Regions from separate parts of the Mus musculus genome. Here region 2 is linked to region 1. The links are chromatin loops, found by intact Hi-C in ENCODE. Cell type or tissue: heart. All regions are shown on one strand. Links, peaks and the distances in the headings refer to the core of each region. The heading gives the core; the rest is flanking DNA.

The links. Hi-C counts contacts between places; a loop is a spot of excess contacts. Peaks named below come from ENCODE experiments on the same cell type or tissue, not always from the same donor. Only the 100,000 strongest peaks of a DNase experiment are listed, where the experiment ranks them.
Region 2: it touches region 1 in a loop (21-fold over the local background); 13 of 42 quality-filtered maps call a loop at or near these places.

Annotation. Positions count from the first base shown.
Region 1 is chr13:50,030,261-50,033,065 of GRCm38, forward strand. The region is part of intron 2 of Gm30520 (a long non-coding RNA gene); the gene reads left to right. Among named protein-coding and RNA genes, the nearest start is that of Gm30520, 23 kb to the left of the region's middle. In heart, for the core only: a CTCF peak has its summit at 1,666 (motif pointing right); no DNase peak of the experiment used is centred there.
Region 2 is chr13:50,325,283-50,328,087 of GRCm38, forward strand. It overlaps the pseudogene Gm46385. Among named protein-coding and RNA genes, the nearest start is that of Gm31126, 59 kb to the left of the region's middle. In heart, for the core only: no CTCF peak of the experiment used is centred there; no DNase peak of the experiment used is centred there.

The DNA of each region.
Region 1 (2,805 bases), core at 212-2,711:
GAGTATATAGGAATTTTGCCTGGGTCTTGACCTTAGCCACAGGTCCTAAGTTGGGGCTAGGTCTCATTGCGAGGTAGCACTAGGCCTGGGAGGAGAATGGAGGTCACGGAGCCTGATATCAAGGTGGGGAAGAATGAGAGATTGTGGAATGAAGCAGCTTAGGGTGGGCAGGGGAAGAGTTTTCAGAGACCAGGCAGGAGCCAGCAGAGACTCACTGAGCAGGGAGCACATGCCATAGCAGTACCTGCTGCATCTCTGCTCCAACTTATCCTCCAAGCTCTTGGGGGACATGGCTGCTGAGAAGTGGGGAGTCGCTCTTCCATTTTATGCTGCAGAAGAGGGAAGAGTGAACTCATCGTGGTTCAGTTATGAGCTCTTGTGATGGCTTCAGGAGGCAGAGAGGTGCAGTCTGCTGCACGGATTGGATGAGGTCAAGAGGCCTGGTAGGCAGAGTAGGGTCAGCCCTATTGCCCATGGGCCCACAACTGCCCTGACCTCAGATATCCTTCCTATTTCATGCTCCATAGATGCTTGAACCCTGCTTTTACTTTTCCTACAAGGAAAGGCCCAAGCCTTGGGGTCACTTCAGAAATACTGATAAGCATTATGCAGAGGTGTGGCAAGATCCTTGTAGGTTCTGAGTCTGTTCTACTACCAGCTATCTCTACAGGCTGGACTCAGAGATTAGACAGAGGATGGGACCACTGTCTGACAAGTGGAGCCCAGGAAAGCAAAACCCCAGCACCAGTGTCCCTGGACTCAGGCTAGTGACAATGACTGCAAACAAAGTTTCATTTGGCCCTATCATTTATAGAGTGCTTCTTGTACCAAGTTCTGTGCTTCCAAAGCTACTGCATGAGTGAGAAAGAAGGAGTCCTTTCAAGAAGACTAGGTCTAAGAGGGTGAAACAGTTTGTCCACAGACGGGCCCGGAGATCCTCCTCCAAATCTGGATAGCACAGTTCTCCTCCCCATATGCTCCCCTCTATGAGCATTATATGTGGATAGCTTTGTTGTACGTGTAGAGCCTACAATGTACCCCCAGTTTTGATTTTTTCACTGTCAGGGTTCTGCAACTCACATCCTCAGTCACATAGCTCTCCTCACTCAGGACCCGGGCCAGCAAAGTCTCCTTTGTAGAGGAAGGGCATAGCCTAACTGTCACAGTACATTTTTCTTCATACTTTTCTCTCTCCCTGATAGACACAAAGAGGTCGGGCTCCATCCCCTCCCTTGTACCTGAAGGAGCTCTTGCTCCCAGTTTTCCTGGTCAGTTCGGCTTTCTATGTTGCCAGGATGATCTACGTGTCTTTCTTTTCTTTTTGCTTCTTAGTTATGTGGATAAATAGTCCCACAAGTTTCAGAAGCTCACTCCTTGTCCAGTGAGTTCCAGTTTCAGCTAGGTGCCTCTGCTTCACCACACATTCTTTAGCTTTGTGTAGACCACATCTGCCCACTCTCTTCCTTGTCCCTATTGCCAGTTCCCAGGTGTGACGCTCTGCTTCCTAAAAAATTCTCAACTGTCCCCTGATTTTGAAAGTGAAAATGTCAGTAGAAGGGAAGAAGAACCTTGTTTTCCCTGATTATCCTGAATATTTCTCAGAATTTACCTTTTTCTAGGTAATAGTGAAGCATCATGTATTCTAAAGTTTAGTCTCCACTGCTCCAGTAGGTGGCGCTATGGCTCACCCACCCATGGAGAACAGAGTCTGGCAGTGTGCAATGCCTGTGATAGGTGGAGCACTGCCTATGCCTGCCTGTGTCACTCAATGTCCTCCATAGAGTCCTGTTAGATGGGCCACTCAGCCTCATGCTGAGAGAGTAGATCTTGCTCTGTATTAGTGACTTGTGGATTCACAACACCAAGGCCTAACCAGCAGCTTATTGACCCTCTTGGGGCTGCTGTTGGGCTCATTTAATCTATGCAAATGCCTCACCATCTCTGGTGGCTTCCCAGCATCTGTGACCTCAGAGGCTTGAGGGAAGGCAGCACATACCTGACATATTTGACAAACAGAAGACTCTAGCAAACAACCCAAGTGTCTTGTACACTCCTACATTACAGTCTGCCTCTCAATCAAGCAGGCCTGACACAGGAAATTGGCAATGCAAGGGTGAATTTTGACTATATGACTTCCTGTATCTCCAAAACATGGCTGCAGGATTGTTTTACTAACACCTAGGCAGAGTAGTCAGGCCTACTTGTGTGGAAGAGAATCCCGTTCTCTAATGACGGATAGATAGTCTATCTGAGTAACCACACTGGCAATTTTTGTGGTCATCTCACTGACCCTAGCTAGTGTGTTGATTCATAACTAAACCACCTGCTTGAAAGATGGAGATGGCTTTACTGATGCACAGGAGGGTGTAGCCCTGACCCAGGCAGCAGACATGGTGCTGTGGAAATGTAGAAAGTTCTTTTGAAAGTGCTAAAATGGAGTAAAGCAGAAATAACTGGGTAGGATTGTCCTTAAAATACCATGACTCTTTGGTGGTCACAACCCAGTGACAGGTATATTCCTACCTCTTGCCCTATCATGTGACTACATGAGCAGCAGTACATGAGTATGGGACTGTTAGACATTCTCCTTTGTGAAGCAACTCTAAGCTGAGTAGACACAGTCACTGGCTGCAGCAAGCTTTCCTTAGTAAGGGAGGTACTCATTGTCTACCTTCTAAGGCTGTGAGCAATTCATGTGATACACAGCTAACTAACCAGGTTATCAATGACCAGGGCACTCATTTCCCAGAACATGGCTCATAGTCCTGGGAACACTATGAGGCAGGACACTCATCTGCTGTATAA
Region 2 (2,805 bases), core at 199-2,698, 300 kb after region 1:
AAAGTACCCACCTAGTTTCCTGAGCTGAGCCCATGCTGTTTCCTTGCTGTTCTGCTCTGGGCCTTTGGTGGCCACCTCTCTCCTGGTTGTAGAAGTATCCTGCTGGGGCTCCTTCTGAAACCTTCTCTTTGGCAAAATGCTCCTTCTGCTCTCTGCTGTACCTCAAGCTCATTCAGAGAGCAGAGAGTCACCAAAGTCTCCATGATGCTTCTAGATGCTCTGGAAGATGCTCAGAGGGAGAGAGAGACAGAGAACAGGCTGGCTGAGGTGGGGAGTGTGGCTCGGTGAGGTGGCAGAAGACAAGGGGACCATTCTGGAGACTGTTTTGTTAAGTGTACACCTCTCACTATTGTGCTTTCAGGCCCACATGCCTGCATTCTAGAGTAGAGGAAAGGTTTTTACAGGTCTCAAGCCTGACTTTGCCAGATTCATTGATAATTCAGGCAGTGACATCAGGCTGTCAGGGAGGCTCAATTAGCCCTCAGCAGTGACATCACTGATGCACCTCCAGTGACTCCACAGTCATGGTGCTTTCATCATTGATACTGGAATCCTATTTCAGTCTTCATGATAGTCTCACGTCTTCAGTGTCTTCTGAGGCCACCCACCTACCCACCTGTTGTGTGTCACCCGTCATCTTTGCAAGGCTCCGGCTTGACTACATGCTGAATCTCTGGGCTCCCAGGACAGCCTTCCTCTGGCAGGTTCTAAACAGGAGAGAGCAAGCATGGTCCTGACAAGGCAGGCAGTGCTCCTGTGCAGTTGTATGGCCCAGGCAGAAGCAGATAGGGTCCTGCTTTGAGGCCCCTGAAACCCTGCAGATAACCAGGAAGAGAGAGGATTCTGTACCATGGCAGCTGACTTGAACCTTTTGATGAAGTTTTTCCAGGAACATAGGAACATTAGCAAGAGACACAGATGGTAGAATTTGGAAAGGCAGGCCAGGGAAGCGATGAGGCTGGAGTGTCCCTCAGTGTGAGATCCCATGACTCCAGAACCTGCAGGTTTGGGCCCAACCTGAGCCTCACAAGATGCCAGGTGTCTTACTTTCTGACTTAGATGAGACCTCAGGTCAAGGAATAGGCTCCTGGGTGTGGGCATTCTCATGGGATGTTCAACCATTCTAGGATGCTGGTTTTATGGGCTGAGGAAGCTGGGCTTTGGGCAAGCATGGTTGACAGCAGACCATCAGCAGCACTCAAAGAGGTCACCCTGCGTATTTTGCTCCGACTTCCTGCCATGATTGACTTGCAAGTTGTTCTAGAAATGTTTCTTGCTTGAGTCATTAAAGGGATTTCTGGATTGGCACTTGCCAGGCCTCAGTGTGTGGGTGATGCTTCAATTTCAGGTAGCTCTTCTCTTCCACTCATTTTCCTCTAGTCTCTTCCTTCTGTCTTTCAGGTTCACATCTTGGCCTGTCTTAGACAGCCTTTTAGAGCTAAAGGACCCCATCATCTGCACAGCCTTGCTGCCTTCACAAGCAACTGTGGAGTTTTCTGTCCCTGGCATTGACATGTCCTTGAGAATTTACCCTCCCCACATCAGACTTGCCCCATGAGAAGTGGGAGCCTTGGTGCTGTTCATGTCCTGTGTCTGCTCCTGGCTGTGTTGCTCCTTCACTTGTGATGATGGAATCTGCATGAATGACAGAGACTGACAAGGAGATCTGGGTGGCCTGGTTGCCCAGGGAAAGGTTAAGAGTGGGGTCACTAATTATATCTTGATACTCCTGGAGGAGAAATTTTACCTTTGCTCATTTCAGTCACTCCAGGAAGGACAGTTCATTTAATTGGCACCTTCTGCTGAGATAGAAGGCTGTTATTACAGTCTAGTCAAAGATTTAGAAGGATCTGTTTTTTGCTGAGTGGATAGGAATTTGGCCTGGGTCTTGACCTTAAGCACAGGTCCTAAGTTGGGGCTAGGTCTCATTGCAAGGTAGTACTAGGCCTGGGAGGAGAATGGAGGTCACGGAGCCTGATATCAAGGTGGGAAAGAATGAGAGATTGTGGAATGAAGCAGCTTAGGGTGGGCAGAGGAAGAGTTTTCAGAGACCAGGCAGGAGCCAGCAGAGACTCACTGAGCAGGGAGCACATGCCATAGCAGTACCTGCTGCATCTCTGCTCCAACTTACCCTCCAAGCTCTTGGGGGAGATGGCTGCTGAGAAGTGGGGAGTCGCTCTTCCATTTTATGCTGCAGGAGAGGCAAGAGTGAACTCATCGTGGTTCAGTTATGAGCTCTTGTGGTGGCTTCAGGAGGCAGCCTGGGTTGGATGAGGTCAAGAGGCCTGGTAGGCAGAGTAGGGTCACCCCTATTGCCCATGGGCCCACAACTGCCCTGACCTCAGATATCCTTCCTATTTCATGCTCCATAGACACTTGAATTCTGCTTTTACTTTTCCTACAAGGTAAGGCCCAGGCCTTGGGGTCACTTTAGAGGTACTGGTAAGCATTATGCAGATGTGTGGCAAGTTCCTTATAGGTTCTGAGTCTGTTCTACTACCAGCTATCTCTACAGGCTGGACTCAGAGATTAGACAGAGGATGGGACCACTGACTGACAAGTGGAGCCCAGGAAAGCAAAACCCCAGCACCGGTGTCCCTGGACTCAGGCTAGTGACAATGACTGCAAAGAAAGTTTCATTTGGCCCTATCATTTATAGAGTGCTTCTTCTACCAATTTCTGTGTTTCCAAAGCTACTGCATGAGTGAGAAAGAAGGAATCCTTTCGAAGAAGACTAGGTCTAAGGGAAGTGAAGCAGTTTGTCCACAGACGGGCCCGGAGATCCTCCTCCAAATCTGGATAGCA